Linked DNA regions of Homo sapiens: all the other regions are linked to region 2. A link is an interaction called in ENCODE POLR2A ChIA-PET data of the cell type or tissue named here. Cell type or tissue: PC-9. All regions are shown on one strand. Each heading gives the region's core, and the rest is flanking DNA. Links, peaks and the distances in the headings are about the cores only.

Region 1 (9,350 bases), core at 1,351-9,350, 120 kb before region 2:
CCTCTGGGGGCCAGGGTGGCAGAAGCCAGCCAGGTCCGACCTGTTCACCAGCCCTCCCCACCTGCAGAGCCCACCTTCAAGAGGAAAGCCTTACAGTTCTAGGTTTGGTTTTTATTAAGGAGTGAGCTCCCTGCACAAGGTTTTGAGGGCCTAGCAGGGGTCTAAGCACAGAGTGGGGACCCAGTAGACTTGCTGTTTTGAATCTCTTCCATCTCAGCATAGGATCATTAGCCCTAATGCTACTCTCAGAAGTGGGACACTGGCTTCTCATTTTCTTTTCTTTCTTTCTTTCTTTTTTTTTTTTTTCCTGAGGCAGGGTCTTGCTCTGTCGCCCAGGCTGGAGTGCAATAGTGCCATCATAGGTCACAGCCTCCAGAGCTCAAGTGATCCACCTCAGCCTTCCTGGTAGCTGGGACTACAGGCATTCACCACCAGGCCTGGCTAATTTTTTTTTTTTTTTTGAGATGGAGTCTTGCCTTGTCGCCCAGGCTGGAGTGCAGTGGTGTGAGATCGGCTCACTGCAACCTCCACCCCCCATGTTCAAGCAATTCTCTGCCTCAGCCTCCTGAGTAGCTAGGATTACAGGCGCCCGCCACCACACCTGGCTAATTTTTGTATTTTTAGTAGAAACAGGATTTCACCATCTTGGCCAGGCTGGTCTTGAACTCCTGACCTTGTGATCCACCCGCCTCGGCCTCCCAAAGTGCTGGGATTACAGGCGTGAGCCACCGTGCTCTTCCTAATTTTTGTCTTTATTTTTTGTAGAGACACGGTCTCGTTAGGTTGCCCAGGCTGGTCTTGAACTCTTGGGCTCAAGCAATCCTTCTGCCTCAGCCTCCCAAAGTGCTGGGATTACGGGCAAGAGCCACCGCACTTATACTCCCTTCTCATTCTTGAAAATGGAATATTTTCAGTCTTGTCTTCTACAGACTGAGCCTTCTGACTCCTTTCAGCTTTCCTCACTGCAGAGAAGCATCTCCTGCCGCTTTTCATTGTTGCCTTAGTTTATTTTCTGAGCCATTCAAGAGGGTTTGGTAGGCTCCTACTTTCTCTGTCTCTCTCTGGGCTACCCCATCTGTCATCTTCCTGCCTTTTGGTTCACAACTTTCCAGCATTTGTTCTAATAGCTAAGGGCAGCACAGAATTCCACCAATGCAATTCAACACTGCGAGGGGGCGCCACTCAGTACAAGCCAAGGAACCTCGCAAGAGGCTCACAGTTGAGTGTGGAAGACAGACGTACACACAAATAACTGGACTATGGAGCAGGAGAATGCAAAGCTCTTCCACCCAGGAGAGCCCGGTGGCCCAAGAGAGCACGGGACCACATGGGGCACTGTTGGGTTGTCCTTGTGGGTGTCCTCTCTTGCTGGCCTGTGACCCTTGTGGGAGCACGTGCATGAGCTGGGCAGAGGAATGAGGGATGCCCTTTGTGTGCTTATTTTTCCTACAGAGTGAGTTGTGGTCTTTCGGTGACCTCTCTTGGCCATTTAAAGCTGCCCTTGACATTCACTTTAACTGGATTCTCCAGGGAGAGGAGAGGGGAGTGCCAGAAGGCACCTGTGTAATTTACCCTGGTGTCCAGCACCGCAGTCTTAGCCTGGCATCCCCGTGTGTGCATGTGGAGTGGGCATTAGCCAACAGGTGGCACTTTGCTCACAAGTGCCTGAAGTTTGTGTGACTGGTGGGGTTCAGGTTCAGACTGAGATCCATCTGAGGTTGACATGGCTTCTCCTAGGATCCAGGCACAAAGCTAGGTGCTGTCTGGCACACCAGTCATTCTCAAAACTCAGAAGTGCATCAGAAGCACTTGTCAAAACACAGGTGTGTGGGACTTGTTCCAAAGCTCCTGATTCAGTGGGTTTGGGATGGGGCTGGGGAATTCACATGTCTTTCTTTTTTTGTTGTTTTTTGAGATGGAGTCTCACTCTGTCTCCCAGGCTGGAGTGCAGTGGTGCGATCTCGGTTCACTGCAACCTCTGTCTCCTGGGTTCAAGCAATTCTCCTGCCTCAGCCTCCCGAGTAGCTGGGATTACAGGCACCCACCAACATGCCTGGCTAATTTTTGTATTTTTAATAGAAATGGGGTTTCATCATGTTGGTGAGGATGGTCTCGAACTCCTGACCTCAGGTGATCCACCCACCTCGGCCTCCCAAAGTGCTGGGGTTACAGCGTGAGCCACCACACCTGGCTGGGAATTCACATTTCTAACAAGTTTCCAGATGAGGCTGCAAGTCCTGATGGTACAGGGATGGCACTTTGAGAACCCCTGCTGTGCAGTGTCATGTGTCATCACCTCATCTCCCTTAGGGCAGATAGTGCCACTCCCAGCTTACCAAAGAAGAAACTACAGCCTCCACAGGCCAAGTGACCTTGCCAAGGCCACACAGCTGGAGGGTGCTAGGGAGCCAAACTGCACCTGCTGCACTGCCTTTTGCCCCCAGGGCAATGTGGCTGGGGTGGGTGTGACAGCATCTCTCCAAATTTTTGTTCCAGAGAGGGCAGTAAGTAGAGAGGGCAGGCTTGGGGTAAGCAGTACTGGGAGGTGGTCATAGAGTCACTGTTAGGCTAACAGTCATTCCTTGGGTGGCCATAATGTTTTAAAGACACTTTCAGCAAGGCACAGTGGTGCATGCCTGTAGCCCCAGCTACTTGAGAGGCTTGCTTGAGCCCAGGAGTTTGAGACTGGCCTAGGCAACATAGTGAGACCTCATCTCAAAAAATATTTAAAAATAAAAATAAGATACTTTTGCTTCTATCTATCTATCTATCTATCTATCTATCTATCTATCTATCTACCTATCTTAGAGACCGGGTCTTACTGTGTTGCCCAGGCTGCTGTGCAGTGGCATGACCATGGCTCACTGAATCCTTGAACTCCTGGACTCAAGTGATCCTCCCACTCAGCCTCCTGAGTAGCTGGGACTACAGGTGCACACCACCATGCCTCACTAATTAAAAACATTTTTTTTTTTAAAGATGGGGTGTAGGCCGGGCACGGTGGCTCACGCCTGTAATCCCAGCACTTTGAGAGGTTGAGGTGGGCAGATTACGAGGTCAAAAGATCGAGACCAGCCTGGCCAACATGGTGAAACCCCATCTCTACTGAAAATACAAAAATTAGCTGGGCGTGGTCACGCGCACCTGTAGTCTCAGCTATTCGGGAGGCTGAGGCAGGAGAATCACTTGAACCCAGGAGGCGGAGGTTTCAGTAAGCCGAGATTGCGCCACTGCACTCCAGCCTGGCGACAGAGTGAGACTCCATCTCAAAAAAAAAAAAAAAAAAAAAAAAGATGGGGTGTCGCTGTGTTGCTCAGGCTTGCTTCTGTTTCAATCAAGCCTCATGATACTGGTCAGCAAGCACTCACAATGGGTGCTACACTGTCTCCCTGACCCTCTCCCTTTCCAGGACTGAAGCTTTCACACCCCCAGCCAGCAGCTGGCAGTCCCTCCCCAGGAACTGTCCTTCCCGGGAGAGCCACCTCACCCAAGGTCACGCCCACACCCTAGAGGCAGCTCACATTCACTAAGTCCCTCCCCTCAATGCGGGACAACTCTGAAGGTCCTTGCAGACCAGGGCGCCCCTCCATTGCAAGTGCAGGCAGCCCAGCTTTTCCCTGTGCTCACTTCTCCCTCTCCCATGCCAGTGTGCTTCTTGAGGGCACTCCCAGCAAACTTGCTGCACACAAACCTCAGTCTCCTGGGGAGCCTGTCCTGCAACAGCTTATTAGGTACCAGGCACGATCCTAGGCACTTTACGCATATTATTTCATACTATCCTCCCAACAACCCCAAGAGGCAGGCACTTTTATTATCAAAGGCTATGTAACTTGTCCAAGGTCACAGAGCTAGCAAGCCAGAGAGCCAGGGTTGTCATGCAGGGAGTTGGGCTCCGGGGCTCTGAAATGTTACAACACTGTCTTAATTCCTATAGTCTAGCTTGAGGAAATTAGACAGAAGAAACAGTGAAGATGTATTCTGATTTGAGGGGGGAATAAATCTCAGCCGGGCACGGTGGCTCATGCCTATAATCCCAGCACTTTGGGAAGTTGAGGCGGGTGGATCATTTGAAGTCAGGAGTAGAAACTAGCCCCATTTCTACTAAAAATACAAAAGAAAAAATTAGCCGCGTGTGGTGGTGGGTGCCTGTAATCCCAGCTACTCAGGAGGCTGAGGCAGGAGAATCGCTTGAACCCAGGACACAGAGGTTGCAGTGAGTCGAGATCGCGACACTGCACTCCAGCCTAGGGGACAGAACAAGACTCCGTCTCAAAAAAAAAAAAAAATCTCTGTTGCCCCAGTTTTCTACCAGTCTCACTTTAGTTTCTGAATATGCAGCCCCCTGGTGTCTTAGTTGACTTTAATGGTTCTTATCCAGGGCCAATTTTGCTTCCCAGAGGATATTTGGTGATATCTGGAAGATCTGGAGATATTTTTTCATTGACATCCTAGGGGGATAGTAAGGGCATTCAGCAGGTAGAGGCCAAGGGTGCTACTAAATGTCCTACAATGTACAGGGCAGCCTCCCACAACAAATCTAGCTAAATGTCGGTAGTACTGAGGTTGAGAAACCCTGTGCTCTAGCTGGAAGCCTGGTGTCCTGGCTGGTTTTACCCTGAAGGAGTCCCAGTGTGATGACTGCTTGGGAGTGGACTTTGGTGAAGGTGGTGAGAGATACTTGAGCATGGGAGTGGAGAGAAGGTTTGGAGGGCAAACCTCCAAGGATTTCATGATCCTTGAAGGACAAATATTATCCCAAGTTAGTTCAAGGGAAGATCACACAGAGCTTCTGGTTAATAGCAGTGGCTGAGCTCTGAAGGCACCCCTTTTCCTCGACCAGGAAGCTCCTAGGGTAATGTAGTGGACCAGGCATTTCCTACCCTCCTCCCAACTCCCCTGTAAACGTGTACACTGATGGCCGGGCACATCTGTAATCCTGTGTAGCTCACACCTGTAATCCCAGCACTGTGGGAGGCTGAGGCAGGCGAATCACTTGAGGCCAGGAATTGGAGACCGGCCTCACCAACATGGCAAAACCCTGTCTCTACTAAAAATACAAAAATTAGCCAGCTGTGGTTGTGCACGCCTGTAATCCCAGCTACTGGGGAGGCTGAGGCAGGAGAATCGTTTGAACTCGGGAGGTGGAGGTTGCAGTCAGCCGAGATCACACCACTGCACTCCAGCCTGGGTGACAGAGCGAGATACTGTCTCTAAAAAAAAAAGAAAAAAAATTAAATAACCTAGAATGGGCAGGGGGTTGTGGGGGATCCTCCTCCCTAAGCGCTTATCTTGGTGCTTCCAGCTCAGTCTGGCCAATTCCACCTCTATGAGATAAGGAGGGTTCAGAGAACCCAGTCACTTTGCTGTTTTTCTGCCCACAAGTTTCTCTAATAAATCTTATTCTATGTCTACACAGCATGGCTAGAGGTGAGTGTTCTGAGCCCCTGCATGCCCAGGCCTTACCAAGGAATACCACCTTAAACAGTCAGTTCACTACTTCCCTACCACATGGTACATTTGTCTAGGGCAGCTAAGAGGGGGCAGGGAATAGTGGCCCACTGCAGAACAAAACAAAATAAAACAATATGACAAAAACAAAGAGAACACAACCACCAGATGGGATCAAGCTGTTCGGGAAGGCAGGGAACTGCAGCCCAACAATCCTTCCAAGTATTCTAGATGGGTTCTTTCCTTGGATCTATCGAGAGGTAAGCCTGGGATAACAGACATGACGTCCTCAACTCTCACCCACCCTGATGACTTCCAGCCCTCCCCCGAATGCCACTCATGGAGCCAGCTACCAACTCAGTGTTTCCACTTGGCTGCCTAATGGCATCTCGCACTTAACAGGTGCACAGCTGAGCGAGCACCTGAGTCCCGCCTGGCCTCCCACACCCAGAGCCTTCTCCACCTCAGGGCGCAGAGCCGCATTCTTCCCTGACCACTCTTCACACACCACTTCCAATCCCTTGGCAAATCTTGTCAGTTTAACTTTAAGATACACCCACCATTTCTGACTTTTTTTTCTTTTCTTTTTTTTGTTTTGTTTTGTTTTTTGTTTTTTGTGTTTTTTTGAGACAGGGTCTCACTGGAGTTCCGTGATGCAATCATAGCTCACTGCAGCCTTGACCTCCTGGGCACAAGTGATCCTCCTACCTTAGCCTCCCAAGTAGCTGGTACCAGAGGCACACACCACCATGCCTGGCTAATTTTTTTTATTGTTAATTTTTTGTAGAGACGGGGTCTCCCTATGTTGCCCGGGCTGGTCTTGAACTCCTGGGCTCAAGCGATCCTCCCACTTTGGTCTCCCAAACTGCTGGGATTACAGGCGTGAACCACCACACCTGGCCCCTGATTATCTCTTACCTCCTCAACTGTCACACAGTTAGTCCAAGCCACTATCATTTTTTTGCCTTCTGCCTGGTCTTCCTGCTGCTACATTTATGATGGAAGTCAATTCTTAACACAGCGTCCAGGATGAGCTTGTTAAACCTAAGTCAGGTGATCTCACTCCTCTGTTTGGCCCACCCCTTCATGGTAAACACTGTTATCATTAGGATGCCCACAAGACCCCACATGCTCCAACGCTCTCTTACTCCTGCCCCTTACCACTCCATGCTGGCCACACTGAACTCCTTAAATACGCTAAGCCCACTCTTGCCTCAGGGCCTTTGCACTGGCTATTCCTGTGTCACCCAATGCTCTTTTCCATTGGTCTCAATTCAAATGTCACCCTCTTGGAGAGGAGAGGACTTCCGTAATCACTCCATTAAAGGGCCATACCCCAGGCTGGGCACGGTGGCTCATGCCTGTAATCCCAGCACTTTGGGAGGCTGAGGTGGGTGAATAGCTTGAGACCAGGAGTTTGAGACCAGCCTGGGCAACATGGTGAAACCTCGTCGCTACTAAAAATAAAAAAATTAGCAGGGCATGGTGGCGTGCGCCTATAGTCCCAGCTACTTGGGGGGCTGAGGTGGGAAGACTGATTGAGCCAGGGCAACTGAGTGAGCTGAGATCACGCCACTGCACTCCAGCCTGGGTGACACAGCGAGACCCTGTCTCTAATTAAATAAATAAATAAATAAATGGCAATGCCCTTCCTCCTCCACACCCTCTATTCTCGTTACCCTGCTTAATTTTTTCCCTCAGCATTTATTGCCATCTTATGTATATTTATTTGTTTATTCCTGGCCCTCTTCCTCCTCACGCCCAAATTGACTTATCTAAAGTCCATTTTCCACTGGTTCTGCTTTTTAATTTCTTTCTTTTTCTTTTTTCCCCAGATGAAGTCTCACTCTGTTGCCCAAGCTGGAGTGCAGTGGCGCGATCTCGGCTCACTGCAACCTCCACTTCCTGGGTTCACACGATTCTACTGCCTCAGCCTCCCGAGTAGCTGGGACTACAGGCACGTGCCACCATGCCTGGCTAATTTTTTTGTATTTTTAGTAGAGACGGGGTATCACTATGTTGGCCAGGCTGGTCTCAAACTCCTGACTTCGTGATCCGCCCGCCTCAGCCTCCCAAAGTGCTGGGATTACAGGCGTAAGCCACTGCGCCCGGCCTGCTTTTTAATTTCATAGATTGTTGTTATTTATTATTTTTGTTATAAGCTGTTTCTAATCCATTATGGAATAAAAAGATATGTAACAAAGGAACCAGATCATTATCACCCGGCTTAAGGCAGAACCATTAATTAGACCAGTGCTTCTAATATTTTTCCTCCCAGATTGCCAAAACAAACAAAAAAAGGAGCAAATAGACATGCCCTCCCACCCCCTCGAGCTTTAGGAGAGAAGCCTGAAGCTGCCACTAAAAAAGCAAAATGTCCTTGAGACTTTACTTTTCATGGGCATTCTACACTATATTTCCTAATATATTTACATGTATTCAATTATAAAACTTCTCCTCAAAATTTTCCAGTAAAAATAACCCCACCAATAATGTGTTCCATGTAAAATGCTACTGATGTGGAGTCCCAGGGCTCCCTGTCCACCCACGCCTCAGGGACCTTCACCCACGGTTGGGAGTTGGCCAGGAGGGACTGGAAACATCCTTTCCTTTGGGCAAGTGAATTGGCTGGATCTGGGTAGGGCCTCGCCGGAGTCTTGAGTTCTAGTCCCAGCTCTGGCACCTATTACAGTAGCTCAGTGACCTTGGGCAGGTCCCTCCATTGTAGTTTGGCCTGAGTTTCCTAAAAGGTTTGGGGTTTTGTTCGTTTGTTTGTTGAGACGGAGTCTCACTCTGTCTCCCAGGCTGGAATGCAGTGGTGCCATCTCAGCTCACTGCAACTTCTGCCTCCTGGGTTCAGGTGGTTCTCCTGCCTCAGCCTCCCGAGCAGACGGGATTACAGGCACCCGCCACCACCTCTGGCTAACTTTTGTATTTTTAGTAGAGATGGGGTTTCACCATGTTGGCCAGGCTGGTCTTGAACTCCTGACTTCAGGTGATCCGTGCACCTCGGCCTTCCAAAATGCTGGGATTACAGGCGTGAGCCACCGTGCCTGGCTGTGTTTGGGTTTTTAAGCTTAGTTCCCACCAGGCTGAATGTAACCATGGGCCTTACACTTCTGAACACAATCAGATGGAAGAAGAAAGAAGATGGTGTCCGGGCACGGTGGCTCACGCCTGTAATCCCAGTACTTTGGGAGGCCGAGGCGGGCAGATCACCTGAGGTCGGGAGTTCGAGACCAGCCTGACAAACATGGAGAAACCCTGTCTCTACTAAAAATACAAAATTAGCTGTTCATGGTGGCACATGCCTATAATCCCAGCTACTCGGGCAGCTGAGGCAGGAGAATCGCTTCAACCAAGGAGGCAGAGGTTGCAGTGAGCCGAGATCGTGCCACTGCACTCCAGCCTGGGCAGCAAGAGCAAAACTCCGTCTCAAAAAAAGAAAAAAAGAAAAGAAAAAGAAAGAAGATGGTGGTGAGAGTGGGACTGGGGCTGGACAGCTGGCAATTGCATTGGGTGGCTGGTGGATGCCCTGGCAGGGCATGGGCTGAGGCAAGGAGGCCTCAGGGGGTTGGTGCTCCTGGGAGGACCCAGAGCTGGGGCCTGCTCAGGCTTGGATCTCTTCTGTGCCGTAGAAAGCTCTGCAGTGAAGGGGGCTGGAGGGCCCAGGCTATTTCTGGGGCAGGGCTTTCCTGGAGGTGGGGAGGGTGCCCATCCAATCTTCCAAAAGAGGGCAGAGCTACCAACTCATCAGTGCCAACATCTGAATCACAGGCCAAGAATGCAGCCCTCCTAGGTCACCTTCTCTCCCTCCCCGCTGAGGCACCTATGAACCACAGTGCAACACTTCCCATTCCTGCATGTCACTTGCACTCTCAGGAGGGTGTGCTTGGTCCATA
Region 2 (11,120 bases), core at 1,874-9,873:
TGGTGGATCTGGGAATCAAACCCAGGTCAGTCCAACTCCAGGATTTACAGTGATAACCACTACTCCATTCTACATCCATGGTTGCTTTTAATATTCAATCATAATATGGAACATTATAGTACAGTAGTCTATATAACATAGTACAATTTTCTATTATAGAGCAATATTCTATTATAAGGTTATAATTATTTAATGAGTCCTCTATGGTTGGATATTTTGATTGTTTCCATTTTTAAACTATTATAAAATGCTAAGATTTTAAAAAAGAGAAATGGCAGGAATGTTGTTTGGCTTATCAGTTTGTTTATTTTAAAGGATTTAGGGCAGATGAGCTGAACTTTCAGAAGCTGGAAGAATTGGAGGCTTTGGATTGACTGCTTAAGTGGAGAATGAAATTCTGATTAGGAATTGTGCGGGTGTTAGAGAGAAGGGAAGAACAGACTGTGTTTTACCCCAGGGATTTGTCATTGCCTGCTGAGACAGAAAATTTGGGGATGCATTTCAGAAATAACTGTAATTCCCCCTTTGGATATTTTAGTGTTCTCTACCATTTTCCAGCCCAACGTCTCATTGACATTACCCAGACACACATGGGTGGGGTTGGGCAGAGAGGAAAGCTGTTCTCTTCCCCAGCTTAGCCATGTGCATTCATCTGGAATCACACCATCTGGCCATCCCATGTCCCTTGCCCCTTCTGCCCCTCTCCAACTCAGTCATATATATATATATTTTTAATTTTTAAATATATATATATATATGTAAATTTTTTGTAGAGATGGGGTTTCACTCTGTTGCCCAGGCTGGTCTTGAACTTCTGAGATCAAGCGATCCTCCCATCTCAGCCTTCCAAAGGGCTAGGATTACAGCCATGAGCCACTGCACCTCAGTCTCCCTTTGATGTTACCCCCTCAAATTCTACATTCAGACCCAAAACAGACAAGGAGGCGTGAGGCTATCAAACGTAGTAATGCTGAGTCCTCAGCACAGTACTGTGCACTTTCCAGGCGCCATCTCTGTCACAACAGCTTTAGGTGATGGGAACCTTTATGCAACCACCATTTTATAAAGGAGGAAAAGGAGGCTTTAAGAGGTGAAGCCTGGTTATGTGTCCAAGGTCACATAACCGGGGCTTGATGGAGCTGGGATTCAGAGCCAAGGCTATCTAAACTCCATGGCCACATCATGTTTACCACCACATATTCTTTGCAGCCTTCATGATGTAGTATAAGCAGAGGACGTTGTAGCTCTAGGGGAAAATCTTCAGAAAAATCAGCAAGAACACATTCAGTTAGCTGAATTATGTGTATACAGAATGGGCTCACTTACAGAATGTTAGAACTGCAAAGGATTCTGGAAGTATCTCTTTTCTTTTCTTTTCTTTTTTTTTTTTTTTTTGAGATGGAGTCTCGCTCTGTTGCCCAGGCTGCAGTGCAGTGGCGCGATCTTGGCTCACTGCAAGCTCCACCTCCCAGGTTCACGCCATTCTCCTGCCTCAGCCTCCCGCATGGCTGGGACTATAGGCGCCCGCCACCACGCCCAGCTAATTTTTTTGTATTTTTTTAGTAGAGACGGGGTTTCACCATGTTAGCCAGGATGGTCTCGATCTCCTGACCTCGTGATCCGCCCGTCTTGGCCTCCCAAAGTGCTGGGATTACAGGCGTGAGCCACTGCGCCCGGCCGGAAGTATCTCTTTTCTACCTTATTTTAAAATTGGGGCAAATGAGACTAAGGAGATACGACAAGTAAATGCAATGTGTGATCACACCAAAAATAAAGAAAAAGGAAGGCCGGGTGCGGTGGCTCACACCTGTAATCCCAGCACTTTGGGAGGCCGAGGCGGGCGGATCATGACGTCAAGAGATCGAGACCATCTTGGCCAACACGGCGAAACCCCGTCTCTATTAGAAATACAAAAATTAGCTGGGCGTGGTGGAGCGCCTATAGTTGCAGCTACTCGAGAGGCTGAGGCAGGAGAATTGCTTGAACCTGGGAGGTGGAGGTTGCAGTGAGCCAAGATCATGCCACTGAACTCCAGCCTGGCGACAGAACGAGACTCTATCTCAAAAAAAAAAGAACCTGGGTTCTGACACCAGGCAGACCTGGATTCATATCCAGGTAAGGTACTCCACCTCTCTCAGCCTCTGTTTCCTTATCCACAAAATGGGGATTATAAATACATAATTATCATCTTGGAGCCAGGCTCAGTGGCAGGTACCTGTAGTCCCAGCTACTCAGAGGCTGAGGCGGGAGGATGGGAGGATCACTTGAGCCCAGGAGTTCAAGTCCAGTCTAGGCAACGTAGTTACACCCTGTCTCTAAAAGCAAAACAAAACTGAAAAACTAAATACTTATCATCTAGAGCCACTGTGAGAATGAAATGAAATAATGCTTCTAAAGAAACTGGAGGCTGGGCGCGATGGCTCATGCCTGTAATCCCAACACTTTGGGATGCCGAGGCTGGTGGATCACCTGAGGTCAGGAGTTCGAGACCAGCCTGGCCAACATGGTGAAACCCCGTCTTTACTAAAAATACGAAAATTAGCTGGGCATGGTGGCATGCACCTGTAATCCCAGCTACTCGGGAGGCTGCGGCAGGAGAATCGTTTGAACCTGTAAGGTGGTGGTTGCAGTAAGTCAAGATCGCGCCACTGCACTCCCGCCTTGGTGACAGAGCAAGACTCTGTCTCAAGGGGGGGAAAAAAAAAAGAAACTGGAGCAAGTTTGTGGAAAAAAGAGAATTTTGGGGTTGAGTTGGTGGAAAAAAAACAGAACACAAAACTGGTAACCAAATAGATGATTTCAAAAGAAAACCAAAAGGCCAAGTATTTCTCAATTGCATCTGATTCATTATTTCTCACAGGCACTGTCAGTTGGGCACCCATTCGACTTTCCCCACGTGGAAGCGCATGGGTGTAGTGTGTGGGGACGTCTCTATGACTTGTCTTTGGTGAAGAGGGAAGGATGGGTTAGATTTACTTCCATAATACAGGCTTGCTGTTTACTTCCTGTTTTGAAAGGGATGGGAGATTGAGAGGAAGTGAGGTTGTTAATATAAACTTCAAATCCAGATTCTTTCTAAAGGACATTCACTCTGCTATGTGACCTCAAATGAACCTCTCACTGTCTCAATTGTCTTCTCACCACAGGCTTATTAAGATGGCCACAAAATTGGCACTTTGCATTCAGCATCTTATTTAATTCTCAAGACAAGCCTGCAAGATAGATATTACCATCCCATTTTGTTTTTTATTTTTATTTTATTTATTTTATTTTATTTTTATTTTTGAGACGGAGTCTCGCTCTGTCACCAGGCTGGAGTGCAGTGGCGCGATCTTGGCTCACTCCAACCTCCGCCTCCTGGGTTCAAGCGATTCTCCTGCCTCAGCCTCCCAAGCAGCTGGGACTACAGGCACGTGCCACCACGCCCAGCTAAATTTTGTATTTTTTGTAGAGATGGGGTTTCACCATGTTGGCCAAGATGGTCTCAATCTCTTGACCTCGTGATCCACCCGCCTTGGTCTCCCAAAATGCTGAGATTACAGGAGTGAGCCACCGCGCCTGGCCTATTTTATTTTATTTTTCTTAGATACGAGGTCCTGCTATGTTGCTTAGGCTGGACTTGAACTCCTGGGCTTAAGCAGTTCCAGCTAAGCCGCCCAAGTAGCTGGGACTACAGGCGTTCACCACCATGCCCAGCTCACCATTCCATTTTAGAGCAAACAACTGAGGTTCAGGGAGATTAAGTAACTTTTCTCAGGCCACACAGCACACAAGAAGCAAGTGGTAGATCTGTGATTTAAGCCCAGATGTGACACCAAAGTTCATATGCTTTCAAGTATACCCAGGGTAAATTCTGTTTTGCTTTTTTTGTTTGTTTGTTTGTTTTTTGAGATGGAGTCTCACTCGGTCACTAGGCAGGAGTGCAGTGGTGCCATCTCGGCTCACTGCAACCTCCACCTCCCGGGTTCAAGCGATTCTCCTGCCTCAGTCTCCCTAGTAACTGGGACTACAGGTGCGTGCCACCACGCCCAGCTAATTTTTGTATTTTTAGTGGAGACGGGGTTTCACCGTGTTGGCCAGGATGGTCTTGATCTCTTGTTTTTTTTTGAGTCCGAGTCTCACTCTGTCACCCGGGCTGGAGTGCAGTGGCACATTCTTGGCTCAATTCAACCTCTATCTCCCAGGTTCAAGCCATTCTCCCACCTCAGCCTCCCGAGTAGCTGGGATTACAGGCGTGCGCCACTATGCCCAGCTAATTTTTGTATTTTTAGTAGAGATGGGGTTGCACCATGTTGGTTGGCCAGGATGGTCTCAATCTCTTGACCTCGTGATCCGCCCGCCTGGGCCTCCCAAAGTGCTGGGATTGCAGGCATAAGCCACTGTGCCTGGCCCAGTCTTGATCTCTTGACCTCGTGATCCACTCACCTCAGCCTCCCAAAGTGCTGGGATTACAGGCGTGAAGATTCTAGTTTTATGGGGTCTAAAGCTTATGTAATCTGGGGAGCCGTCTTTAAACAACAATACAGAGGCCGGGCATGGTGGCTCACACCTGTAATCCCAGCACTTTGAGGGGCCGAGGCGGGCAGATCACTTTAGGTCAGGAGTTTGAGACCAGCCTGGCCAACAGGGCAAAACCCCGTTTCTACTAAAAATACAAAAATTAGCTGGGCACCCTTGTAATCCCAGCTACTCAGGAGGCTGAGGCAGGAGAATCGCTTGAACCCAGGAGGTGGAGGTTGCAGTGAGCAGAGATCGCACCACTGCACTCCAGCCTGGGTGACAGAGTGAGACTCCGTGTCAAAACAAACAAACAAACAAACACAAACCAATACAGAAACATTATAAAATCACAGATATAAAAGATACAAAAGTGAATATTTAGATTTTGAAATGAAATCACAACGTATTAGAAAAAAGAGCTGAAACATCAAGATCACACACATCTCAAAATCCAGAAAGGTAACATACTATTTGTGTTAACTCTTTGACATTCCTCTATAATACTTTTTTTCCTATGTCTTTGTTGTTGTTGTTTGTTTTTTAGAGATGGAGTCTTGCTTTGTCACCCAGGCTGGAGTACCATGGTGTAATCATAGCTTGGACTTCTGGGCTCAACAATCCTCCTGCCTTAGCCTCCCAAGTAACTGGGATTACAGGCCCGATTTTCCTAGGTTTTTTGGCTGCATCCTTCTTAGCTGCATCTTCATATCATAATAATTTTGTAATATTTTCCATAGAATTAAAAAAACCAGTATTCCTCTAGCATGATTGATTATAAACTTTTTCTATTATTGATAGTCCAGAAAAGCTTATTTCAGCTTCAGAAGTCATTATTGGTAATGTCATAAAGATATTAGGATTAGTGTCAAATTTGGGACATCAAAGTTTCTTTCATATATGAGCTGTGAGATTTTAGGGCATTTTTTTCCAGTGCACAGTGATTCATTGAATTGATGACACTTTATACCCCATTTGCTGTTAGCTAAATGTTATCTTCATTGATATCAGCATTTTGTGTCAAATCAGCAGGAAATTCTACTCTTTCCCCATACTGCTTCTCCTCTCCTACCACTTTAGTTGGAATGAAGATGGTTTACATTCAGAAAAGACTAATAATTAAACTCCCTTCTCATAAATGTCTGACCTTTTAAAGGGAATTTATTACAAAATCCTGGGTGCAAAAACATTTGAAGCATTTAGAATGATTTGGCCTACTCAAGGGAAGGCTGGAGAAGGCAAATAAATAACCACCTTGAAGGATGTGGACATTAGTGGGGGTTAGAACCACCAGGGTGTGTCTGAGACTTTGATTCTGGGGACTGGGGAAAGAATCACGCAGCTGCATAGTTAACAGGTTCTGCAAGTCACTTTGACGCACTAAAATTGATACAATGGATAAGAAAGTCTGTGAGTGAGAACAGCTAAAAATTGCCTCAGTGTGGACTCCAAGTGTGATCTTCACTACTCAAGGTGTGTCCCAGCAGCTGCTGCGGGAGATGGATAGAAATGCAGATTCCCGGGCTCTACCCGGAAGCGTTGAATTAGCATCTGCATTTACCAAAGTTCCAAATGATTCATGTGCAGGTTATTGTCTAAGAAGCCTGGACTAGAGAGTTGAGAAGGAACTTGCTGATATGTCCTGGCCCAGCTCCTTTTATAGATGAAGAAATCGAGGCTTAGTCACTTGCCCAGTGTCATAAGTGACAGAGGTAGGAATCAAATCCAGGGATATTTGATTCCAAATCTTTCAGAGGGAATCAGTAAGTGCTTGTTGAATTACTTATTAATTTTTCATTCAAGCATTCATTAATATTATTATGTATTCATTGAAGAGACTTAGGGTAGGATGAAAATGTGGCTGTCTAGCCTTGGTGACTCTGCTGCCCTGGGAATAGGAAGGTGACACTCCTCCGCCTTCCCCCTTTCAAAATGCCGTTCTCCATGACTCAGCAAAGGAACCATGGGTCTGAAACCAGAGGTGAGACAAAGAAAACCTCAAAAATGTTTTGTTTTGTTTTTTTCCTAGAGGAATTTCCTTTCATGTCATTCATTCCTCTGCTAGGGAATCCAGGAAGCCTTCGACCTATGGTTAGCCGGCACTTAAAACAAGGCCTGACACAAAGCATGCTATATAACTATTGTTATATTATTATTAATTATGGAGCAGTTATTAATACCTAGAGACTTGCGTCAACTTGTGTTAAACTTCTCTTTCCATTTGTTCTAGTCTCACCCCAGAATTTGTGTGAATTCTCAATTATTCATGCTGTAGAGGGCTTAAGGGGTCAACTGCAAATGAGTGAATAAATTAATAAATCAAAAAGCTTGGGTTCCCCTCTAAAATGAGATTATTGTAATGGATGAAGAGGCATGACTCAGTAGATGGTTGATTTGGGAATAACCACATCCAGTCTAGAAGGGAGCTGACCCTCAGAATTTCTAGCTATGGGATAGACAGACCTGCCTAACTAAGAGACAGTTTACTGATAGACTGTGGTAAATTCTGTATGGAGATATACAGACAACAGAAGGAGAACATAATTCCTGGTTCGGTGGGGAGGGGAGGGTGTGCTTGTGGTTCTCAGCCCTGGATGTGTTTCGGAATCACCTGGAGATAAACATATAGAACCTGGGCTCCATGCCTAAGATTCTGATTTTCAGTTCTGGGAGTATAACAGGGCCATCAGAATTCTCTTTTTTTTTTGAGACAGGGTTTCACTGTCGCCCAGGCTAGAGTGTAGTGGTGGCAATTATGGCTCATTGCAGCCTCGACCTCCTGGGCTCCAGGGATCCTCCCACCTCAGCCTATAACTGGGACTACAGGCATGCACCACCATATCTGGCTGATTTTAGTTTTTGTGGAGCTCGGATATCTCTGTGTTGCCCAGAAGGTGGCCATCAGAATTAACAAGCTTACCAGGTGATCAGGACCTGAAGCCAAGCACTAAACATAATAATAACAGCACATACTATAAACTGGACATCTTAGGTATTTTCTCTTATTCTCATAACCATCCCTAAATGCAATTTATATTATCCCCATTTTACAGGCAGGAACACTGAGGTTTAAGTAATTTGGCCAAGGTCACACAGCACAGCCCATATTTTAATTAAGCTCTCAGTCTAAAGGCCTAAGTTATTTTGCCATATCCCATACAGCAGGAGGTCAGCCTGGAAGAATCTTCCCAGAAATTTAAATTAAGATAATTAACTCAGATGTAAACTGTAAAATCTGTACATAATGGGTCAGACAAAGATATGCAAGCGGATTTAAAGAGACACAAAGGCTCCGAGCTAGTGAAAGTTCGACCTTAACCCTACGGCATCGATTAACATATCAAAAGGAAGAATGTGTCCTTTGGGGTGGGAGGGCGCTTGGGCCAGTTAGTCTGATACTTTGTGAGCTGAGGGAGGGTTCCTGGCCCTGGCAGCATTGTGATCTGGTATTAACTCTTTCCCGTGGCTTCTGGTTTCTCCTGACCTTCCTGGCTGTTCTGTTTCCTTCCGTTTCTCCACCTACCCCTTAAATGTGGATGTTCCTTGCATTCCACTCTCCCCGTATTCCCAGGATGACTGCATCCACTTCGGGGCACAGCTGCCTGTGCTAAGGACTTCCAGAGGCGTGCACTCCTGAGGTCCTGACTCAAGGCATCAAGGCAATCCAGGGGAGTGGGAGAGGTGTTCTCAGACAGGACTGGAGTTCACATCCTAGCTGGGCGTCTTACTGGCTATGGGTCTTAGAAGTTACCTATTATTGCTGGGTGTGGTGGCTCACGCTTGTAATCCCAGCACTTTGGGAGGCCGGGGCAGGCGGATCACGAGGTCAGGAGTTCGAGACCAGCCTGACCAACATGGTGAAACCCCGTCTCTACTAAAAATACAAAAATTAGCCAGGCGTGATGGTGGGTGTTTGTAATCCCAGCTACTCGGGATGCTGAGACAGGAGAATTGCTTGAACCCAGGAGGCGGAAGTTGCAGTGAGCTGAGATTGTGCCACTGCACGCCAGCCTGGGCAACAAAGAGCGAAACTCTGTCAAAAAAAAAAAAAAAAAAAAAAAAAAAAAGCAACGTGAAATAGAGAACATTTTCCCCAAATCTGTTCTTCCACTTGGATTCCTATCAGAGGAAATAGAAACACCTTCCATGAAATTGCCAGAACCAGAAATCCTAGAGTCATCCTGGACTATCCCTCCACTACCAACAAAGGGGTCACTGAGTTCCAGTGATTTCTGTCTCCTGCATTTCTTTTATTCTCACAAGCTGCCCTTGGAACTTCTCACTAGGTTCTTGCAAGAACCTCTTAACTGCTCTCTACTTACTGGTTCCCAAACCTTAATGCTTAGCACTCAGGGTGTGGTTCAGATGAAACCCTGTAACAGCCCTCTGCTCCCTTTAGGGGACAAGTCCAGGTCTCTTGCAGACTCCTGCCACCCTGCTGTCATGCACCCAACCTGCTGGGTCTGCTGGCAGTGCTGAACCACATAGGCCAGATGCTCTCTCCTCACCTAGTTAGTTCCCACTCAGGATGCAGCTCAAGCAGCAGTAAGCAGCATCGCTGTCTTCCCTGGAAGAAGACTGTGTGCATGTGCATGCACACACATACACACTCACACACACACACACTCACACACACACATTCACACACACTCACACACACACTCACACACAGACTCACACATTCACACATACACACAAACACATTCACACACAGACACACACATTCACACATGCACACACACACTCACACACATTCACACATACACACACAGACTCACACACATTCACACACACATTCACACACACAGACTCACACACATTCACACATACTCACACACACACACATACACACGCTGGAGGAAGTGCTCCTCTCCTGAAGCTTCTGTCTTTCCAACAAGACTGGGAAACCCTTAACCCCCCAATACCTCTTGGGCATCTCTGGGTGCCTGGTATGTGGCATGCTCTCAGCAGGAGGCTCTTCTAATAAGGTTTAACATTTACGGAGCTTTACTGTGGGTCAAGCTCAGTTCAAAACATCTTCACAACTCTGTGGGGTGGGTATACTTTATTCATCCATTCTACTAATATTTATTGATTACTTCCCTCTGGCTAGGCCCTGGTCCAGGCACTGGGGATATGGCAGGGTAAAGATGATGGACAGTGCTAGAGGTGGGGGGAAGAGTCCCTGTTTTATCTCAGAAGATCAGGAAAGGTGAAAATGGAGCAGAGACTGAGGGAAGTGAGGAAAGGAGCTATGTGGAGATCTAGGGAAAGAGTGGTCCAGGCAGAGGGAACAGCCAGCTCAAAGGGGACTATTTGATGGTTTCTTCCTCCATTTGATGGAGTCCAGGTAAGTTATCCAGAGTCACAGACTAAGTGGCAGAGCTAGGTTTCAAACCCAGGTTCTGTAACTCTTGACTCATACCTCTTGAACCATGCTTCTTTACCATGTTTTGTGGGACACAGTAGCTGCCTTAGCAAGTGGTTCCACGTTCACCACCTCCCCCTCTGATTGGAGTTTGGCCTCCTGTGTCAAGGACAGCATGGCTGATTGCCTGCCTTGGTATCCAGCTTCACTTGTTGCCTCTGCTTTTCTGCTTTGTGTATTCATTTCTGTGGTCTGTATTAGAGACAGTGAGATTGTGTGTACTCTTCAGGCAGCTTCAATAAAGCACACTTTTCCTTATGTAAAGCTGAGACCCAGACCCTGAAATAGTGTGACTTGGCCAAGGCAAATTCCCCTTTACTAGTCAGCAATTAGGGTAGCCTCTGTGGGCAACCTGTGTGTCTCACATCACACCTTCCTTCAAGCTCCTTCAAGAGCTTCCTTCAAGCCACCTCTGGGGCTCTTTGCAGAGGTGATATTTGAGTTGGCCTTGAAGGACATGGAGCATTTCAAGAGGTGGAGATTGGGGAAGGATTTTAGGCAGAAAGAAGTGTGTGAGCTGAGCAAAAGCATCAATGCTGGGCCACTCAGGGACCTGGAGAGTAGATGCCTGTGTGTTGGGGAAGCAAAGATAAGGCTGGACGGAGAATTTAGGTCATGTCATGGCAGCCTTTAAAAAAATTATTTTTGGCCAGGCGTGGTGGCTCATGCCTGTAATCCCAGCACTTTGGGAGGCCGAGGCGGGCAGATCACGAGGGCAAGAGATTGAGACCATCCTGGCCAACATGGTGAAACCCCGTCTCTACTAAAAATACAAAAATTAGCTGGGCATATGGTGGCACGCGCCTGTAGTCCCAGCTACTTGGGAGGCTGAGACAGGAGAATCGCTTGAACCCGGGAGGTGGAGGTTGTGGTAAGCCAAGATTGCGCCATGGCGCTCCAGCCTGGGCAACAGAGTAAGACTCCGTCTCAAAAAAAAATTATTTTTTTGAGACAGGATCTCACTCTTGTCACGCAGGCTGGCGGGCAGTAGCATGATCACAGCTCACTGCAACCTCAGCCTCCCAGGCTCAAGTAATCTTCCCACCTAAGCCTCCTCAGTAAATAGGACTATAGGTGCACACCACATTTAGGTAATTTTTAATTTTTTTGTAGAGACGGGGTCTTGCTAGGTTGTGCAGTCCGATCTCAAACTCCTGGCCTCAAGCGATCCTCCTGTCTTGGCCTTGCAAAGTGC
Region 3 (11,120 bases), core at 1,836-9,835, 130 kb after region 2:
ACTGGGGAGACTGAAGAGAATCGCTTGAACCTGGGAGGCAGAGGTTGCAGTGAGCTGAGATGGTGCCCCTCACTCCAGCCCGGGCGACAGTAGGAGACTCTGTCTCAAAGAAAGAAAAAAAAAAAGAAAGAAACTGCAACATACGCAGTTGCCTAAAGAGAAAAACAAATTTTTAAACAATCATTTAGAAAATTGTTTGCTTATTTATTTTTTATTTATTTTGAGACAGAGTCTCGCTCTGTTGCCCAGGCTGGAGTGCAGTGGCACAATCTCGGCTCCCCATAACCTCCGCCTCCTGAGTTTAAGCGGTTCTTGTGCTTCAGTCTCCTAAGAAGCTGAGACTACATGGGCACACCACCATGCCTGGCTGATTTTTTGTATTTATTTATTTATTTTTTGAGATGGATTTTCGCTCTTGTTGCCCAGGCTGGAGGGCAATGGTGCAATCTTGGCTCACTGCCACCTCCACCTCCTGGGTTCAAGCAATTCCCCTGCCTCAGCCTCCTGAGTAACTGGGATTACACGCACCCGCCACCAGGCATGGCTAATTTTTGTATTTTTAGTAGAGACCGGGTTTCACTATGTTGGCCAGGCTGGTCTTGAACTCCTGACCTCAGGTGATCTGCCCGCCGCAGCTTCCCAAAGTGCTGAGATTACAGGCATGAGCCACCACACCCGGCCGATTTTTTGTATTTTTATTAGAGACAGGGTTTTGCCATGTTGCCCAGGCTTGTCTGGAACTCCTGAGCTCAGGAACTCCGCCCGCCTTAGCCTCCCATACTGCTAGGATTACAGGTGTGAGCCACAGCACTCAGCCTATTTCTTTTAAAGATACTGTTTTGCTTTGTTACCCCGGTTGGGCCTGAACTCCTGGGCTCAAACGATCCTCCCAGCTCAGCCTCCCAAGTGGTTGAGACTACAGGCACGTGACATTGCACCCAGCTGAAAAATTCTATGTTCCACAAATGCAGATATACAAAAAGACATCTCTTCATTTATTGAGGAAGTTTCGACCTTTTTTTCCGACATACGCAATGCTTATACACAAAGCCAACGTGATGATGCACTTTTTTGGAGTCATATTTACAAAATACGTAAAACAAATTATAACTCCGTAAAAGTATATAATTTAATTTATACTTTTAGTACTGGAAATGATGCAAAGATGAAATATGTAGCACAGTGAATTGTAAAAAATAGTGCTAGCAAAGTTACTGACTGGTTCGAAAGTAATTAATGTGCATGGTAGGATAAGAAGACACATACTTAGCCAGGCGTGGTGGCCTACGCCTGTAGCCCCAGCTACTCAGGAGGCTGAGGCAGGAGAATCACTTGAACCCAAGAGGTGGAGGTTGCAGTGAGCCAAGATGGCTGGGTGCAGTGGCACATACCTGTAGTTCTAGCTGGTTGAGACAGAGGCAGAAGGATCAGTTGAACCCAGGAGTTTGAGGCTGTAATACACTATGCTTGTGTCTGTGAATAGCCACTGCACTGTGGCTTGGGCAACACAGCAAGACTCCATCATATATATATAACATATTCATGTATATATAGTATTTATATATAATATATAGTTTTCATATATATAGTATTTATATATGTGAATAAGCTGACTAAATAGTGGAATAAAAAACTTAAGAAAAAACACAAAAACTAAAAATCAAATTTAACTTATGAAAAATGTATTACAGGAATAAATTCTGGGCAGTTAGTTGCACAGAGGTTGTCCATAAGACCTGGCTGACTTTTGCAGTAATTTAACTGTATTTTGAAGTCTTACCTCATAATTAATAGCTGTGATTAAAATGAAAAATAGGTTTTTTTTCTTTTAGGGCATGGCTCTCCTTGTAGAATACATTCACATTTGACATATACTGACATGATATACACAGACATGAGCATTTCCTATTAAATTTGCCCATCTTTTGTGCCATACTTCTATGTTGTTTTGGGTACATAGAAATCCATTCCACGTGAAATCATATACAGACCACAGGTTTGGCACAAATAATACTGGTGATTGAACAGCAACACCATTGTGTATGTGTTTTTTTGTTTTGTTTTGTTTTTGAGACAGAGTCTTACTCTGTCACCCAGGCTGGAGTGCAGTGGCATGATCTCGGCTCACTGCAACCTCCACCTCCTGGGTTCAAGTGATTCTCCTGCCTCAGCCTCCCAAGTAGCTGGGACTATAGGTGTGAGCCACCACACCCAGCTAAGTATGTGTCTTCTTATCCTACCATGCACATAATTATTTTTGAACCAGTCAGTAATTTTGCTAGTTTTTTAAGGCAAATGTGGCTTTAATTCATTAAAAGCTCCTGGAATTTCATCAGCTGGAAGGAATGCCAGTGCAAACAAGTGATGCATTTTTATTTTATTATTAGAGACACGGTCTTGCTCTGTCACCCAGGCTGGAGTGCAGTGACACAATCTCAGCTCATGGCAACCTCTGCCTCCCAGGTTCAAGTGATTTTCCTGCCTCAGCCTCCTGAGTAGCTGGGATTACAGGCGGGCGCCACCACACCCGGCTAATTTTTGTATTTGTGGTAGAGACAGGGTTTTGCCATGTTGGCCAGGCTGGTCTTGAACTCCTGACCTCAGGTAATCCACCCCCTTTGGCCTCCTGAAGTGCTGGGATTACAGGAGTGAGCCACTGCGCCCGGCCAAATGATGCATTTTTAAACGGAACTGTGCGTTGTTGTTGTATCATGTGACTAATCTACTCATCTGAATTTTCTGCCAAATGCAAATAAAAATAGGATGGGAATAGGTCCACCTAAGATGATACAAGTAACATGCTACAGCTACCCTGCTTACAATAAAAAATGAACTTCCCCAGAATTCAGCTTTCAGGATTTCAACATGCTGAATTTTAATCTTCCAGGATTGTGATTTTCAGGATTTAGATATTAGGGATTTTTAGACTTTAGAGATTTTGATCTTTCAGGATTATGGCATTTGAGATTGTGTTTTTAGGGATTATGATTAGCACTGGTGTGTGAGCAACCTATAATGCAATGAAAGCTCAGAGTAGGACTTCACAAGTAGATGGGCCTTCAACCTAGAATCGAAGAAAGAATAAGCTTCTCTGGATGGTAAGCTCCTTGAAGGCAGGGACTGTGTCTTTTTTTTTAACTATAATATTTCTAGGGCCCACAGAATGCCTAATAGATATCCAAATTATTTTCTGAACAAATGGATAAGCAGAAGGGAAGTACAAGAGACCCTTCTGGGTTGCGGGGATAGTATGAACAAAGGTGAGAAGGCAAGAGTGTGGTTAGTTTGGGAGACAGACAATGAGTAATTTAGTTTGTCTACATTGCAAGGAGCCTATGGGGCCTATGGGAAATACTCAGAAATAGTTGGAGAGGATGACAGGGGCCAGATAGTAAAAAGGTTTTTTTTTGTTTTTTGTTTTTTTTTTTGAAACAAGGTCTACAAGGATCTTGCTCTGTCACCCAGGCTGGAGCGCAGTGGCAAAATCATAGCTCACTCCAACCTCGACCTCCTTGGCTCAAACAGTCATCCTGCATAGCTAGGACTACAGGTATGCACCACTCTGCCAGGCCAATATTTAATTTTTTTTCCAGACTTCATAGTAGCAGAATTTTATTTAATTAAAAATGTTTTTTAAAAATTAGACATTACAAATTCAGAACCCACTATTTCAATTAACTGAAGAAAAATAGGAGGTTGGGCTAAGACTTTGACAAATTATATTATAAATCCATCCACAGTGTTATAAAATGAAAAGAACAAAAATAGCAATAGTTTATACAGGTCTTTAAAAAAGCAAGTTTAGAAAAAGACCAGATTAAGTCAAGCCTAACCCTGTAAATTATAAAAGAAAGAACCTTGAGATTCATCCAGTTGCTCACTTCCTCCTCTCTTTCCCATTTCCGTGGAGTCAGCCACTACTGTTGGTTCTTCAAAACTCCTTTTATGTGCCAACTTCTCTAAGAGAACTTCACTGACCCAAGGTCTCAATAAATACCATTATTGTGTTCTTCCAAAATCTCTATTATAGCACTTCTTATTTTTTTAATTTTCTTTTTTTTTTTTTTTTGAGACGGAGTTTTGCTCGGTCGCCCAGGCTGGAGTGCAGTGGTGTAATCTCGGCTCACTGCAAGCTCCGCCTCCCGGGTTGACGCCATTCTCCTGCCTCAGCCTCCCGAGTAGCTGGGATTACAGGCGCCCACCACCATGCACGGCTAATTTTTTGTATTTTTAGTAGAGACAGGGTTTCACCGTGTTAGCCAGGATAGTCTTGTTCTCCTGACCTCACGATCCGCCCACCTCGGCCTCCCAAAGTGCTGGGATTACAGGCATGAGCCACCGTGCCCGGCCTATTTTTTTTTTAAATGTTAATAATCAATTCATTATACTGATATTTACATTATGGTATTTGCTGAGACAAACTACAGAAGGTATTGCAGAGTTCTCTTTTATTTTATTTCAATAGTTTTTGGGAACATGATTTTTGGTTACATGGATAAGTTCTTTAGTGGCAATTTCTGAGATTTTGGTGCACCCATCACCTAAGCAGTATTCACTGTACCTACTGTGTATTCTTTTATCCCTTACCCCCTCCCACCCTAACCCCCAAGCCCCCCAAATCCATTATATCATTCCTATGTCTTTGCATCCTCACAGCTTAGCTCCCACTTATGAGAACATACAATATTTGGTTTTCCATTCCTGAGTTACTTCACTTAGAGTAATCGTCTCCACCTCCACCCAGGTTGCTGCAAATGCCATTATTTCATTCCTTTTTATGACTGAGTAGTAGTCCATGGTATATATATTCCACATTTTCTTTATCCACTCGTTGGTTGATAGGCATTTTTGTTTCATTTATCTTTTGTATTTTTTTTTGTTTCAATTTATTTTAGGTCTGTTCTGATCTTCGTTACTCTTTTCTTCTGCTGTGTTTGGGTTTGGTTTGTTATTTCTCTAGTTCCTTGAGGTGTGGCCTTAGATTGTCTATTTATGCTCTTGCAGACTTTTTTTTTTTTTTTTTTTTTTTTTTTTTTTTGAGACAAGGCCTGGCTCTATTGTCCAGACTGGAGCGCAGTGGCACAATCTTGCTCATTGCAACCTCCGCCTCCTGGGCTCAAGCTATCTTCCCACCTCAGCCTCCCAAGTGGCTGGGACTACAGGCATATGCCACCACACCCAGCTAATTTTTGTATTTTTTGTAGAGACAGGGTTTGCCATGTTGCCCAGGCTGGTCTCACACTCCTAAGCTCAAGCAATCCACCTGTCTCAGCCTTCCAAAGTACTAGGATTATAGGCATGAACCACCACACCAGGACTCTTTCAGACTTTTTGATGTAGACATTAAATGCTATGAACTTTTCTCTTAGCACCACTTTTGCTATGTCCCAGGGGTTTAATAGATTGTGTCACTATTATCGTTTAGTTCCAAGAATTTTTTAAATTTCCATCTTGATTTCATTGTTGACCCAAAGATTATTCAAGACCAGATTATTTAATGTCCATAGTTTCGAGCGTTCCTTTTGGAGTTAATTTCCAGTTTTATTCCACTGTGGTCTGAGAGGATACTTGATATAATTTTCATTTTCCTAAATTTATTGAGACTTGTTTTGTGACCTATATGTGGTCTATCTTGGAGAATGTTCCATGTGCTGATAAAAGAATGTATATTCTGCAGTGGTTTGGATCCATTGTTGGGGAGCTAGTGTGGTCTTTTGAGGGTGTTATAGAACCTAGTTTTGTCATATTAGCAAAATTACTTTTCTGATTCCTTCTCATTTGGGTAGACTATTTCAGTGGAAAAATCTGGAACTCAAAGCCTGATGTTCAGATTTATTTATACCACAGAGTGATCCCTTGATGTGGTGCTCTCCCCCTTCCCCTAGGGATAGGGCTTCCTTAGAGCTGGACTGCAGTGATAATTACTGCTCTTTTGGGTCTAGCTACCCAGTGGAGCTACCAGGCCCTGGGCTGGTTCTGGGGAATATCTGCAAAGAGTCCTGTGATAGATTCCTCTTCAGGTCTCCCAGCCATGGATAATAGCACCTGCTCTGGTGGAGGTGACAAGGGAGTGAAGTACACTCTGTGAGAGTCCTTGGTTGCAGATATGTTTGGTGGGCTGGCTCTCTCAAATGCTGGTTATGCTAGCAGTGAAACTGTCATGTGGATAGACGCAGGACCTCTGGTTAGCCAGGATGTTGCAGGCAGTGGAATTACCCAGTCTGCCATTGATGGGCATTTAGATTGGTTCTATGTCTTTACTATTGTGATTATTGCTGCAGTGAACATATGCATGCATGTGTCTTTATGGTAGAGTGATTTATATTCCTTTGGGTATATAACCAATAATGGGATTGCTGGGTTAAATAGTAGTTCTGTTTTAAGTTCTTTGAGAAATCACCAAACTGCTTTCCACAGTAGCTGAACTAATTTACATTCCCACTAGTATTGTATAAGTGGTCCCTTTTCTCCACATCTTTGCCATCATCTGTGATGTTTTTGACTTTTAAATAATAGCATTCTAACTGCTGTGAGATGGTATCTCATTGTGGTTATTTGCATTGCTCTAATGATTAGTGATGCTGAGCATTCTTTTCATATGCTTGTTGGCCACCATATGTCTTCTTTTGAAAAATGTATGTTCATGTCCTTTGCCCACTTTCTAATGGGGCTGTTTGTTTTTTGCTTGTTAATTTAAGTTCCTTATAGCTTCTGGATATTAGACCTTTGACAGATGCATAGCTTGCAAATATTTTCTCCCATTCTGTGGGTTGTCTGTTCACTCTGCTGATAGGTTTTGTTGTTGTTGTTGTTCTTTGCTATGCTCTTTAATTAGGTGCCATTTGTCAATTTTTGCTTTTGCTGCAATTGCTTTTGGGGTCTTCGTCGTGAAATCTTTGCCAGGGCCTGTGTCCAGAATGGTATTTCCTAGGTTTTCTAGAGGTTTTATAGTTTTAGGTTTTACTTTTAAGTCTTTAACCCATGTTGAGTTGATTCTTGTAGATGGTGTAAGGAAGAAGTCCAGCTTCAATCTTCTGCATATGGCTTGCCAGTTATTCCGGTGCCATTTATTGAATAGGGAGCCCTTTCCCCATTGCTTTTGTCGACTTTGTTGAGTATCAGATGGTTGTAGGTGTACGTTTTTATTTCTGAGCTCTCTATTCTGTTCCATTGGACTGTGTGTCTGTTTTTATATCAGTACCATGCTGTTCTGGTGACTGTAGCCTTAAAGTATAGTTTGAAGTTGGGTAACAGTGATGCCTCCAGCTTTGTTCTTTTGCTTATGATTGCGTTGGCTATTCAGGCTCTTTTTTGGTTCCATATGAATTTTAGAATAGTTTTTTTCTAATTCTGAGAAGAATGTCATTGGTAGTTTGATAGGGATAGCACTGAATCTGTAGATTGCTTTGGGCAGTATGACCATTTAAACAATATTGATTCTTCTTATCCATGAGCATAGAGTATTTTTCCATTTGTGTCATCTCTGATTTCTTTGAGCAGTGTTGTAATTCTCGCTGTAGAGATCTTTCACCTCCCTGATTAGCTGTATTCCTAGGTATTTTGTTTGTGTGTGTGTGTGTGTGTGCGTGTGTGTGTCTGTTCTGAATGAGATCATACTCTTCATTTGGCACTCAGTTTGGATACTGTTGGTGTATAGAAATGCTACTGATATTTGTACATTGATTTTGCACCCTGAAACTTTACTGAAGTTGTTTATAAGATCTAGGATCTTTTGGCCAGATACTATGGGGTTTTCTAGGTATAAAATTATTTTGTATTTTGTATTTTTATTTATCGATTTACTTTTTCTTATGCTACCTTGTCCAAGATCTAGTTATAACATTATATCATCTGCAAATATAGTTTGACTTCTTCTCTTCCTATTTGGATGCCTTTTACTTCTTTTTCTTGCCTGATTGTTCTGGTTAGGAATTCCAGTACTACGCTGAGTAGGAGCCGTGAGAGTGAGCATTCTTATCTTGTTCCAGTTCTCAGGTAGAATGCTTCTAACTTTTACCCATACCGTATGATGTTGGCTGTGGGTTTGTCATAGATGGCTGTTATTATTTTGAGATACGTTCTTTCAGTGCCTAGTTTGTTGAGGATTTTCAACATGAAGCAATGTTGAATTTTATCAGAAGTCTTTTCTGCATCTATGGAGATGATCATGTGGTTTTTATTTTTAGTTTTCTTTATGTGGTCAGGGTGTCCTATTTCAGAGCCTTTGGGTACTGCTTTGTGAAGAAAGACCTAGTGTTCTCTATGAGCCAAAAAACCCCCTTCTTTTTCAACTCCCTTCCAGCTTACTCTACCTATGTCTGTTAACTGTTTTCTTACTCAATTTGTATTGTATTTATTTATTTTGTATACAGAGTGTCACTCTGTCACCCAGGCTGGAGTGCAGTGGTATGATCATAACTCACAACAGCCTGGAACTCCTGGGCTCAAGTGCTCCTCTCACCTCAGCCTCCTGAGTAGCTAGGACTACAGGCACACATTACCATGCCCAGCTAATTTTTTTATTTTTTATTTTTGTAGAGATGGTCTCACCATCTTCCTCAGGCTGATCTTGAACTTCTGGACTCAAGCAATCCTCCCACCTTGACCTCCCAAAGTGCTAGGATTACAGGCATGAGCTACTGTGCCCAGCCAATTTATATCATTTCATAAATTTTACTTTACCTACCTTTTGTTAGCTTGGATTTTCTGGTGTTTTTTTTTCTGTTTTTTTTTTTAGAGTCTCACTCTGTCACCAGGCTGGAGTGCAGTGGCGCAATCTTGGCTCACTGCAACCTCCGCCTCTTGGGTTCAAGTGATTCTCCTGCATCAGCCTCCCAAGTAGCTGGGACTACAGGTGCCTGCCAACATGCCTGGCTAATTTTTTGTATTTTTTTGTAGAGACGGGGTTTCACCATGTTGGCCAGGATGGTCTTGATCTCTTGACCTCGTGATCCACCCACCTCGGCCTCCCAAAGTGCTGGGATTACAGGCGTGAGCCACTGCACCCGGCCAGATTTTCCAGTTCTTAAAATAACAGTTGTGTTTACTTCCCAATTCCTTCCATTTTCCATACTTGACTAACCTAGCAAATCTAAATTGCAATTAAATTGGCTTTCATGACTGCATTTCAGAATCTTGTAATGGAAATGTTAATGGCATGAGCATTCGTTTAAGTTGGCTAAAGACTCCTTTGCATGCTAAATGTGCGTTTGTCATCCTTCCATCTCATCCACCCATCCAAAAGTCATTATTAAGTCTTTTCCCCTCTGGGATATACCAAGCAAATATAAGACACAGCACCCAGTGGTAAGCAAGCTGTGTTCTCTAACCTAATGATTGCCCCTTTGATGGTGGGTAGAGACCCAGATTGAAGACTAGTGGTGGTTTGGGCTTAGAGTGATTCATCTCCTTAAGAATCATCAGTCTTCTTTCCTTATTACCATCTCTCCACTTCTACTCTTAACATTATTTTTTTCTTTCCTATTTCTTGAATACAATCATATATTATAAAAACTGAAGATAGGCAGTACTGAGCTGGAACCTTGACTCAGCTATTTTCTATGTGAGTGTTCTTGAGAATACTTACTGTATTAGTCCATTCTCACATTGCTATAAAGAAATACCTGAGACTGGGTAATTTACAAAGAAAAGAGGTTTAATCAGCTCATGATTCTGCAGGAAGCATAGTGGCATCTGCTTCTGGGGAGGCCTCAGGAAACTACAATCATGGCGGAAGGTGAAGGGGAAGCAGGCACATCTTACATGGCTGGAGCAGGAGCAAAATAGAGAATGTTGAGGTGCTACACACTTTTAAACAACTGGATCTCGTGAGAACACACTATCACAAGAACAGCTTCAAGAGGATGGTGCCAAATCATTCATGAGAAATTGCCCCCTTGATCCAGTCACCTCCCACCAGGCCCCACCTCCAACACTGGGGATTACAATTCAACATGAGATTTGGTGGGGACACAGATCCAAACCATATCATTTACCCTCTCTGATATTCAAGATCCTCATATATAAAATCGGGATAATAGTGTCTGGGCATTTTAGGACTAGAGAAGATATGAAAAATACCTGATACTTGATGTTCTTTACTAATTTTTATTGCTGTTATTATTGTATAATCATTGTTTCCATTTTCTCAACAGCATGAGAGACTTTTTAGATAGTGCTCAGTGCTCGATGTTATGATAGAGTGAGGTAAAGTATGGGTATCATAGGAATGGAATTGGTAGTTATTAACTAGAGAATCATAGGTCAGACATCTCAAGGACATCAGAGACCCAAGAATGCCCCATACTGCAGAAGAACTCATGAGAACTTTAAATAGGACAAATTTCCTTTAGTTGCCTACTTTGATTTCTTCCTAGTGATGGGCGTGCATGTTTCAATGTTCTTAGCTATTCAAATATGTGTACAGGTGAAAGCTTTGTTTAAAGTTTTAAACAAAGTGGACCCACTTAATATACTCAACATGTTTTCTAGTTTTGTGCTCACTTTACCAACATTGGAAGTGTTTTGCCAAAAGGGCAGAATTCAGCAACAGCTTCGTAGATAAACTGCCAAGACAGATTTGAAATCACATGCTGAATAGTGTGGACTAGGTTAATAAATAGGGTTTTCCAAATGTACTATCACCCCAAACCTCATCATTTGGCCCTTTCTAGGGTCCAGAAATCTTGCTACTACTTCTTACATTTCAGAAATCTTACACACATGCTGTGATAATCTTGTCCACCTTTGCCTTATTTTAACCTATATTTTTACCCATACCAATAAGAACTACTGAGAGAGAAGGTTTGGTATAGTTATTTTACATGGATTTATTTGCACTATTTGAATTTCAAATTAGAATCACTTTTCTAAAATCTTTCAAAAATTGTTCGAGTATGGAAGAAGTTATTGGAGTAGCGTTTCCTGTCAGTGCTTAAATACTTTATTATTATAATTCTGAAATTATTTCTACTGAGAATTAATGAGAAAACATTTACTGAGAAGCAAAAGAATAAAAGAAATATTTGATTATATTTATTCTTAGTGAGTTTTTTCTAGCTGCTATTGAAGACTATATGAATCTGAACAGTATGAGGAAACTATAGAACTACAGAAATACT

What was found. ChIA-PET counts read pairs that join two places held together with the same protein. Peaks named below come from ENCODE experiments on the same cell type or tissue, not always from the same donor. Only the 100,000 strongest peaks of a DNase experiment are listed, where the experiment ranks them.
Region 1: POLR2A ChIA-PET joins it to region 2 with 5 read pairs; 4 of 35 experiments call an interaction of 5 or more read pairs at or near these places.
Region 3: POLR2A ChIA-PET joins it to region 2 with 9 read pairs; 5 of 35 experiments call an interaction of 5 or more read pairs at or near these places.

What each region holds. Positions count from the first base shown.
Region 1 is chr6:42,088,298-42,097,647 of GRCh38, reverse strand. No RefSeq gene overlaps it. Among named protein-coding and RNA genes, the nearest start is that of TAF8, 42 kb to the right of the region's middle. In PC-9, for the core only: no CTCF peak of the experiment used is centred there; DNase peaks (open chromatin) are centred at 2,397, 3,467, 5,877 and 9,317; H3K27ac peaks cover 1,006 bases.
Region 2 is chr6:41,962,503-41,973,622 of GRCh38, reverse strand. It overlaps a transcript of CCND3 not described here. Among named protein-coding and RNA genes, the nearest start is that of CCND3, 26 kb to the right of the region's middle. RefSeq lists an enhancer at 8,140-8,650. In PC-9, for the core only: no CTCF peak of the experiment used is centred there; DNase peaks (open chromatin) are centred at 5,772, 6,142 and 6,492; H3K27ac peaks cover 3,733 bases.
Region 3 is chr6:41,833,323-41,844,442 of GRCh38, reverse strand. The region is part of intron 3 of USP49 (ubiquitin specific peptidase 49); the gene reads left to right. Among named protein-coding and RNA genes, the nearest start is that of TOMM6, 51 kb to the right of the region's middle. In PC-9, for the core only: no CTCF peak of the experiment used is centred there; no DNase peak of the experiment used is centred there.